2 separate regions of the Homo sapiens genome follow, and region 2 is linked to region 1. The links are chromatin loops, found by intact Hi-C in ENCODE. Cell type or tissue: mammary epithelial cell. All regions are shown on one strand.

What was found. Hi-C counts contacts between places; a loop is a spot of excess contacts. Peaks named below come from ENCODE experiments on the same cell type or tissue, not always from the same donor. Only the 100,000 strongest peaks of a DNase experiment are listed, where the experiment ranks them.
Region 2: a loop joins it to region 1, with 15 times the contacts of the local background. A loop is called at or near these places in 3 of 110 quality-filtered maps.

Annotation. Positions count from the first base shown.
Region 1 is chrX:31,276,986-31,281,985 of GRCh38, forward strand. All of the region lies in intron 62 of DMD (dystrophin), which reads right to left. Among named protein-coding and RNA genes, the nearest start is that of FTHL17, 210 kb to the left of the region's middle. RefSeq lists an enhancer at 2,327-2,621. In mammary epithelial cell, a CTCF peak has its summit at 2,478; no DNase peak of the experiment used is centred here.
Region 2 is chrX:31,606,688-31,611,687 of GRCh38, forward strand. All of the region lies in intron 55 of DMD (dystrophin), which reads right to left. Among named protein-coding and RNA genes, the nearest start is that of FTHL17, 540 kb to the left of the region's middle. In mammary epithelial cell, a CTCF peak has its summit at 2,653; a DNase peak (open chromatin) is centred at 2,654; H3K27ac peaks cover 1,590 bases.

The DNA.
Region 1 (5,000 bases):
TAAATGAGTGTGTTCAGATTGTGAAAATTCACTGAACTGTATAAGTTTAAGCCATTTTTTCTTTTTTTTTAATTGACAAATAAAAATTGTATATCTTTATCATGTATAACATGTTTTGAAATATGTATACACTGTGGAATGGCTAAACCAAGCTAAGTAACATATGCATTACCTCATATACTTATCATTTCTTATGGTGATAATACTTAAATCTACTCTCTTAGCAATTTTCAAGACTATACTAGATTTTCATTACCTATAGTCACCATGGTGTACAATAGAGCTCTTGAACTTATTCCTCCTAACCGAAGTTTCATATCCTTTAACCAGCATCTCCCTTATTTTCTACATGCCTAATATATTTCAGTAAAAAAGTGTTTTAAAAGGTGGGTATAATTTGGTTGTGGCCTTTGTAGATGTCAAAGCAAAAGAAAAAATATAAAAGGAAATATGATCGATTTTATTATTTGGATTATTGATAAGGAGGAAAGAGTGTAAGTGAAACAAAGGAAAATCCAAGTCTGGAATGACTTAGATTGAATAAACAGATCTGCATGGGATCTAAGGTGGGAGACACTGCATGGTGTCGACTTTCAGAAAAATCCCTTCAGCAGTTTTCAGTGCCCCTCGACATAAGCCAGGAACATGATGCCGAGGTACACCTGAGTTGAGGCAATCTTATGGGGGCCAAGGCAAAGTGGTCTAAGAATGCAGCTTTCTGATGACCTGGCCTGAGGTGGAGATAAAACTAACTACAGTGTTTTTCAAACTGCAGGTCATGAACCCTTAGTACGTCATGAAATCTATATAGTGGATCATTACCAGTATTGTTCTTAATGAAACAGAAAAGAATAGAAAATATGACAGTGTAGAGGTTGGAGTGGGGAAAATGGGTTATAAAACTACCTATTGGGTACTATGCTCACAATCTGGGTAACAGGTCATGAGCCCCACACCTTAGCATCATGCAATGTTCCCATGTAACAAACCTGTACATGTACCTCCTGTATCTAAAATAGAAGTTGAAATTAAAAAAAAAAAAAAAATATGAAAGTGTACTATTTGGTATGGGTAAGTAATGTTTTGTGAAACTTTTCTTTCAATCATACAAGCATGAATAGACAGAAAAAGATTTACAGATATAGATGCGTGTGTGCGTGTGTGTGTGTACCAGGATGACATATAAAATTAATTTTTATAGTGGATTGGCAAAAAAGATGAAAGCTACAGGCTTTACTACATAAAGAAATGGACAAACTATACATGCCCACTGGACAATCATGCATCATTATAATTTCTCTAGACTAGGATTTGGAAAGAAGTTGACGGAAGACAGTTTGCAGTCTTATTCCCTGGTAAGGGCTGGAACATTACAAGAGACTGGAGGAGGATTAAAAGATTCAGGAGGGGGAGCAAGTTGGGGAGGCGTTCATCAAGTCTGAAGTTCTAACCACATGAGATGCTGCAGGGGCTGAGAATCTGCTCCAAGTTTTAGGGGGTGTCTTCTCTGCCAGCTGTTCGTTTGGGTGGCTGTTTGGGAGTATACCAGGAATCACTCAGCCTTTTTGTTTTCTTCCAAATGGCATGGTGATATTGTCACATTGCAGGAGGAAAAACATTGCTGCTAAAAGTATTGTTAAGGGGAGTAACAGGTAGCTCACACTACTATACACAACTGCACGTTGCCTGTCTGAACAAAACACTTCAAAACATAAACTGAGAAATGCCCTTCTGCTTCCATCTTGCAGTGAGACCTAATTCAAAGTCCTTGCTAGTGTGCTCAGGTCCACGCCAACAAATTGGCAAGTGTGTGCCTGACAGAATGGTCACATTTTAGGGCTGGATGGTCCCCATTCTATTTAATGCTTATAAATTCATCCTATTAAGTGCTTGGGGAAATTAATCTGAATAAGTGTCCATGAAGACTGATAATTATCATGATTTTTAAAAGTATTCTCATATAATTGTAGGAACATTTTAGACAGTCTGCAGCCATGGGGGTATTAAGCATATTATGAGTAAAAATAACAGCTTTAAGAATAAAATTCCTTTCAAAAGAGTGACCAGCTTTGAAAGTTACCAGAAGGAAACCCACAATCTTTCTTTTTTCAGTATTTAATCACAGCAGCTTTCATTAAATTCCCAGTACTAATAAGTGGTTAACTATGTTTGTAATCAGTATTTCTTATATTTTTAAAAGCACTAGATTATGGATGCTGTATGTCTACCATTGGCTGTGAAGCCACAAACAGTTTAGCCTAGCAATGATTACTCACAAAGCATGAATTTTAACAGCACACTCCATTTTACCTACATCTAAATTCAGAAGAGAATTTAGTCCACAGAGGAACCTTCCTGTAACTTTTCTTGAATATTTTGTGATATCTTGCAACATGGCCAAAAGTTCTAGCCCTCTCCTTGGTGTCCAGCTCTTGCAGTGTGCCTTTGTATCTCTTCCCACCAACAGGTGGAGTCTTTCCCCACTCCTTACATCTGGGATGGCCCTATGACATGACTTGCTTCGGCTAATGGACACTACCAAACATGACACAAGCAGAAACCTGAGAAGTTTCCATGTGAACTAGCCTGAACTAGCATGTTGGATGATGAGATACACACAAACCTAGTTGCATCTGTTCCTAGATGACAGCCTGTCAACCATCAGACATATGAGTCAGGTCACGATAGCTTATCCAGCTGCCAGCTGACTACAGATGCATAAGCATGCCTGGCAAACAGTAGTACAACTGGTCACACCACATAAATGGCCCAATCCACCCATCAAATAGTGAGCTAAGTAAATGGCTGGCCATTGTGTTATAGAGTTTATGAACTATTGTTCAAATTTGGTCTATGGCCTGCTTCTGTACAGCCTCTCAGCTAAGTATGACTACATTTTTAGAGTTGTAAAAAGAAAAAGAATGTGCAACAAAGATGCAAAGTGCTCCACAAAGCCTATAGTGTTTACTATGTTGTCCTTTACAGAAAATGTTTGCTGACCTCAGTGTTAAGCCAGTAAGTTTTGGGGTTGGTCTGTTATACAGCAAAAGTAGCTGTTACACATCTGCTCCCAAGAAAGAACGTTAGAAACTAGGCCTTTCTCACAAATTCAGTTAGCACCTAGTCAATTTATCCTTGGTGCATGTCCTCCAGTTGCTTGTTAATAAGATAATGCTGAAATGAACAGAAAGAACAAATACACATATAACCTGGGAAGTTATTTTAGTAATATGCTTCTCAAAAGTAAGATTTTATAAGGGGTATTTAGAAAAACAAGTATACAATTTTTAGCAGTCTTATTCATAATATCCTCAAGCTGGAAACAAAATCATTATGCTGAATATAAGAGACCAGATACATACAAAAATACTGTATGATTCTATTTATAGAAAATTCTTGAAAATGCAAAGTAATACACAGTGAGAGAAAGACGATCAGTGGTTGCCTAGAATCAGGGGTGAAAGGAAAAATGACCTGCAAAGGGGCACAAGGAGGCTTTTGGGGGAGTAAGAACGTTCTGTCATTTGACTGCAGTGGTGGTTTCACAAGTACACATCTGCCAAAAATCGCTGAACCACTTTAAATGGAGGCAGTTTACTGTGTGTAAATTTTTATTTAATAAAGTTTATTTTAAAATTTTTTTAAAAAAGCGTTTGCCCTAAAATCAAATTTAACATTCAAAAATGCATACAACTGCACAAAGAATGAGGTGCATCACACAGGATGTTTACATAAATATAGGACAGATTCAGGTCATGCTGTCAGTTCCCTTCTGATTAATTCCGAAAATATCAAAACATTAGATTCACAAGTGACCTTAAAGGTTAATGAATTATATCCTCTCATCCAATACAGAAATTGCCTTTAGGGGTGAGACAGTCATTTCAGTCTTGAAAATCTACTGTACAGGGAGTTTAATGCTTTTCAAAGTGGCGGATTTTATTTTTTGGAGAGCTCGATTACAAAAGTTTCTTTAATATTTAGTTAAAATATGCTTTCCCATAACTTCCACATATCTAGCTCAATCCATTCTCAGAATAAAACAGGAAAAAAATAACAAAAGAGAGTTCACAGTAGTAATGAATGGGCAAAACTGGCCAAATGAGGTCTTCAGGCAGAGGGCTGAGTTGAGCTTAAGAGATGACTGAAGAAGAAACAGCCATGTGCAAAGGCAGGGCCAACGACAGAGACTCTATTTTGTGTTGATCTAGATCTATTAATTGACATTCTTTAGATGTCATTATTTAATCAGCTTCAAATTCAGCCTATTAGCCAGCCCCACTGTTCTTTATCTTGTACCCAATATTCTCAAAAGAGAACTTGAAAAATGTGGTGTAAAATCCTAAGTTATGCTGTCTCTAACAGTCTTCTCATCTAACCATCAAGCAGCCATAAAAAAAATGAAAATGAGGTGCATGTGACATGGCAGATTTTGAGAGTATCACGCTGATTCCCAGCAGCATGTTATCCTATGTAATCATTAATAATCAGTACGATGTCATTTTCCAGGATTTTGTTGCTCATCAACATCAAACTTATTGGTTTGTAAATTTTAAAATTCATCTCTTTACTTTTTAAACGTTAAAAAAATGTTTTCTAATCTCCTTATATGACATCACCAATCCCTTCCCATGTTTTCTCTGAGTTTTCCACTGGCAACTCTTTTCATGGGAGGAGGAGTGACTTTTAGTGGATACTGGATAAGAAGAATGCACTCCTGTTGAGTAGAATGAGATCCCATGGCAGCACTTCTAACAAATTAGACCTAGTCTCTGAACAAAAACAATATGAGTTAAGATCGTCCCTAAGATTATCTAGAAAAGAATCCCGTTCCCATAAAGCTGAGTAACATTTTGGTCAGATTTGTGTCATTTTAAAAGCCAAAATATTTACCTAAAAAGCAAGTGATTTGAATGTCTCAGACTAAGTTATTTTTTACTGATCTATGGCCCTCAAATGAGTTGATGACCTTCAGTAGAGAAATGGTTCTTTATTTCTGA
Region 2 (5,000 bases), 330 kb after region 1:
AGGTATATATTGACTGGAAGTATTCTGAAACTATTATATAAAACAAAACAGCTTTTGACTTTTTTGTATCAGTTGTTTGTTTGAAAGTTGTTCTTCAAGTGGGAACATGTTTTCTTCCATTTTAAATTGCAGTCTTACAGATCTGTAGTTTTCTTTTCATGGGGACAAAATTCGTTTTAAGAACTCTGGTATATAAATCTCTGGAAGAGAGCATTCACAAATAAATTCCGATCAACAGATTGCATACATTTCTCAATCAGCTGTGCAGACTGAGCATTTTCACGGCTCCAGTCATTTCATAAAGATGATTCAGAATTAATCAGTCCTACTGCTACTTTTATTATTTATATATTCACAGTATTGACAGATTTCATTTTCTTCCCACTCTTTACTCCTCCTCTATAGGAATAACACTCATGATGTGGTGCGGGCAGCAGGAAGACCTATCATCTGACTTTCTTTCTTTAAGGCATCACTCAACTAATCCTGAGAACCTATGAACAATAATGGTGGATATGCAGATTCACATCAAACTTCTGTTTGGTTCTTCAAGTGTTCTCTCCAGAATATGAAGTCCACTAATTCTTTAGACCTCAGTAGAGGTATGTGAAGCATGTAGTAATAACAATGGCTACAATGACACATAAATAGTTATGGCTGCAATCGCTATAGGTACTGGAACAACATTCCTCTAGGAACAATGACATCAAGAAGCCTTGCAGAGAGCCAATCTCCCAGAATTTTGAGCAATCAAACTCCTTGTGACATTTTAGAATGCACTGCATCTTCTCTTAGGGTTACTAAAAACTACAACTATACCTAACTCACCTAGCAACAGTTCATGCCGCTAATTCATTTTAAAGATACATTAACAGTAGTCTTTTCATATGTCTCTTTGAATTGACTTGGCTGTGTCTCTTGAAAGGCTCAAATTTGATTAGGCCAAAATGCAGAGGAAATTAATGTTATTCTCTTGTGCCATTTCCCTAAATTCAGAAATGTAAAGAAATACCAATTTCAAATACAGACAAGTCTAATGTTAAATGAAGTCTGAACATATAAAAAGATTGTCGTCAAGACAAATCCATTGCCTGGTTTTCTTCAGCTGACATCTATTTTTATGTAGACGGTATGACTTAGATTCAGGGACTAAACATGAAGAAATTCAGAATAATCCAATTATTCAAAAGGCATGCAAAAACTATTATTTAAAAAATCTCTTTTCACAGTGTTTTTGTTTTGAGTACTATAGCTTTGTAAACATTTAATTATCTAGCTTTATGGGTTTCGTTTTAATGATTGTGCCAACAAATGATAACAATAAATCCATGCCAATTTTGGAAGTATTTCTAATATTATATAACAAATTGGAAAGGAATTTTGTACATGATTATCTCTAGGAAGACAAACCACAAGAGTAATTAACAGAGCTATGATTCCATTATCATCACAAGGGTTAAACCAGAAGTTCATGTTCACTATTTTCATATATCTCACAAACCCAAGTATCAGTTCAGTTCTCCTGGAAATTCATGAAGGATTAAAACAAAACACATTATTAGGCAATATTTTGATATAAGGAGTGGGTAGCTAATATGTTTTCCAAAATTTAGTACAGAAGTGTGTGTATCATCTCAAGATTGGCGGTAACACATGTTACTTACAAAAAAATGAGCAGAAATAAACAGTGTGTTTATGATGTATAAATAAAATATAATGACATCACTAGACAAGGGAACATCTACTTTTTGGAAATTTATTTAGGGCAGTGAACCATTAAAAAATAAAACATAGGCTTTATATTTTTATCATACAGATGGCTAATATTATTAATTTTCAATATGCATTTAGGAAAAACCAAAGTATATTTACTATTTCAATTAGCTATTGTCACAGTAATGTAGAATAAAGCTCAATGGCTTTATGCAACAATCATTTCTTTTCCTGGATGTGAATGGCTAGTGCAGCCCTGCTGTTCATGTCTTTTATCGTTTTCCTGAGACCAGCAGCCTAGATGGACGTGTTCTCAGAATGATAGCAGAAGCACAAACAGGAATGTATAGATCTCTTAAGGCCTAGGCTGAAAACTGTCACCTCTCACTCCTGCTCATTTACCATTTGCTAAAGCAAATCACATGGCCAACCCCTAAGACTAGGGGTTGGGAAGTACATTCCACTCATAAGGAGGCATTGTTAAGGTTGTGATTGCAGAAGGTGGAGAAGAAATGGGATTAATGATTAAATCTACTACAGCTACATAACAGTTTCTTTAAAGCAGATGATATATTGTGGAACATGACAATGATGTGTACTTACTTATATCTTTGACTGAATTCTTCAGGGTGTAATTTTTGCCACAATATTTACCCGTGCTAGATGATTGTTATGTATTTTTATTGTTATCAGTGATTAACCTGCTGCTAAATTTAAGAAATAGAGAATCTTACTTTTTTTTTCCAGATTCTTGTATAAGGAATTAAAAGACATATTTTACTGGAGGCAATCCTTTAACAGCGGATGTGAGTATAGGCAGACTGATGCAATGTCTAGTCTAGGGAGCAGAGCATGCCATCTGAGTCACGAGTCTTGTCTTACTCAACTCTGGAGTTACTTACTTGAAGAGCATATACTATATGGGAATTATAAGACAACACTGCCCCTAAGGAGTTTGGGAAAATTATTTTCTTTTCCAATACAATATGCAAGAAAATATTTCACATCATGAGATTTAGTCACTTCCTGTAAGACAACCAGAGCAAAAAGTCTTCTTAGTCAGATACACCATGTAGGCAAACTACTCTCTCATCACCTGTGCATGCACGTGTGTGTGCGTGTGTGTGTGTGTTTGTGTACACATTCTGTCTGTTTCCAATTACAACTTACTTTTCTCATCTCGTCTTTCAAATTCTTGTTTTTCTGGTGGTGTTCCATTTTTGTAAATAGAAAAGTAAAAGAAGAGTGTGCTTAAAAACCTGCTCAGAGGGTGAATTTCAAATTGGCGTCTCTATTAGAGGACTAATTTGCTTTCTATGTGCAATCCTGGTGTGATCACTGTTGCATATGTTACTGGATTTCAACTCCTCTGCCCCTACCTAAACTCATTTTGAGACTCTCACATGGTAGGTCGATAGCCTGAGTTTTATGGAGCTCAAATGCTGACATGACTTCTGTCAGACTTCTGGTGTCACATTTGGTGAAGCACCAGGAGAATATTCTACCATATTTCTCTTTCCTTTGTTTCACTAGGCCAGAGTAGTCCTCTCTCCCTTGGGTTATCAGACTTTACACACTAGCAAAGCATATGATTGGCATTTTTCTCTTGCTTATTACCCACTCCATTCCTCTCTCTCTGTCTCTCTCTCTCCCTCTCCTTCCCATTCTCCCTCTGTCCTTCCTGTTCTCCCTCTCTCCTTTCTATCCTCCCTCTCTCCTTCACACTTCTCTTCTCCTCTCTCTGTCTCTCTAAAATCAACTAATTATTTTCCATTTTAATCACATTCATAAGTCAATATATTTTATGTGCAAAGAAATACATATTCAAGAAAAAAGTTCAAATAAGTAAAACGACAACAAAAACCTGTTTCAGAATAAAATAATCTTCTTTGCTAGAACTAACCAAGTTCTAGCTGGTGTCTTTAAGACACAAATTTGGCTAGAAAGTTACTAATTAATTTGTAAAATATACCTGAAGGAGTTGTGCCTTTTACGGGATACTTAGATAATCTATTCACCATCAGTCAGGGGTGGGTAATAACTCTCTGACTACTCTTCTGTACTTTTTATCTTATATACAGTCTTTCAGACAGAATCTATTTCAATACAGTAAACACACATACACATTCCAAATCAAATCAAAACAAAACCTTTTTTCCTTCTCTTGATTAACTTTACTTTTGAGAAATTGATTATAATGAAACATGTTTAACAAAATGCATTTTTATGATAAAGAGAAGATTCCCTAAATCAAGACTGAGACATAATTGTGAAAAATTCAGCCAGTATTATAATTGGATTAAGTTATGGGATTCAACCTGAAAAAAGAAATTTTTATTCTGATATTGTAATTTGGTCATATTAGGCTAAGATATAATTTAATGTCATGAGTCATTAGAGTGTAACATTGTACTAGTGATCATGGCTCTGATGGAGGCATGGACAGTTTTTATGCAAAGGGAAAAACATGAAAATGGTAATGGAAGCCTTTAGGTGTCATCTGGCTTAGCTTTTCCTTTTGTATCTTCAAAACAGTGGGAAGAATAAACAATACTATTCTTGATTGGCTAGCCACTGGAGATGGGGATACCAAATGAAAAAAATGCTCCAACACAAGCAGGAAGTATTATTTTCTTCATTTCTTTATCCTGCAAAAGCACAGAGACTCTGTCTTGCAGAATCATTTTTTTTTTTTTCAAATTTCAGAGCTGAAAGGGCCATAAGCAAAACATCTGGTCTAGTGGTTCTCAAATTTAAGTGGGCACAAGAACTACCTAGGGGCTCTTTACATATGCAGATTCCACGACCCATCCCCAGAGAGCTTCTGACACAATGCATTTTTAATAAAGTTTCCAAGTAAAGATGGTGTCCGTGGTATGTAAACCTGGAGAAACATATCTTTTACCTAGATCCATCATTTTTCAGAAGATCAACCTGAGATCTCCAACAGCACTGACTTCCCCAGGATTACAGAGGCTAGTGTTTAGGAACAGGACCCTAACTTCTTGACTTAAAATAAGATATTTTGCACTCTCTAAATACCTTAATACTTCTATTAAAAAAAGTTTTAGAGTCTGTTAGCTGAAGAAGCTGTGCCTTTTTAAGGATACTTAAAAGCGAATAGGCTTTTCCCCATTTTTGTATTGTGGCAAAATATACACAACATAAAATTGATCATTTTAATCATTTCTTTTTGATTTGGGATCTTGACCATGCTGGGGTACAGTGTCATTCACTGCTTCCTCCAGTTCCTGGGTTCAAGGAATCCTCCTGCCTCAGCCTCCAGT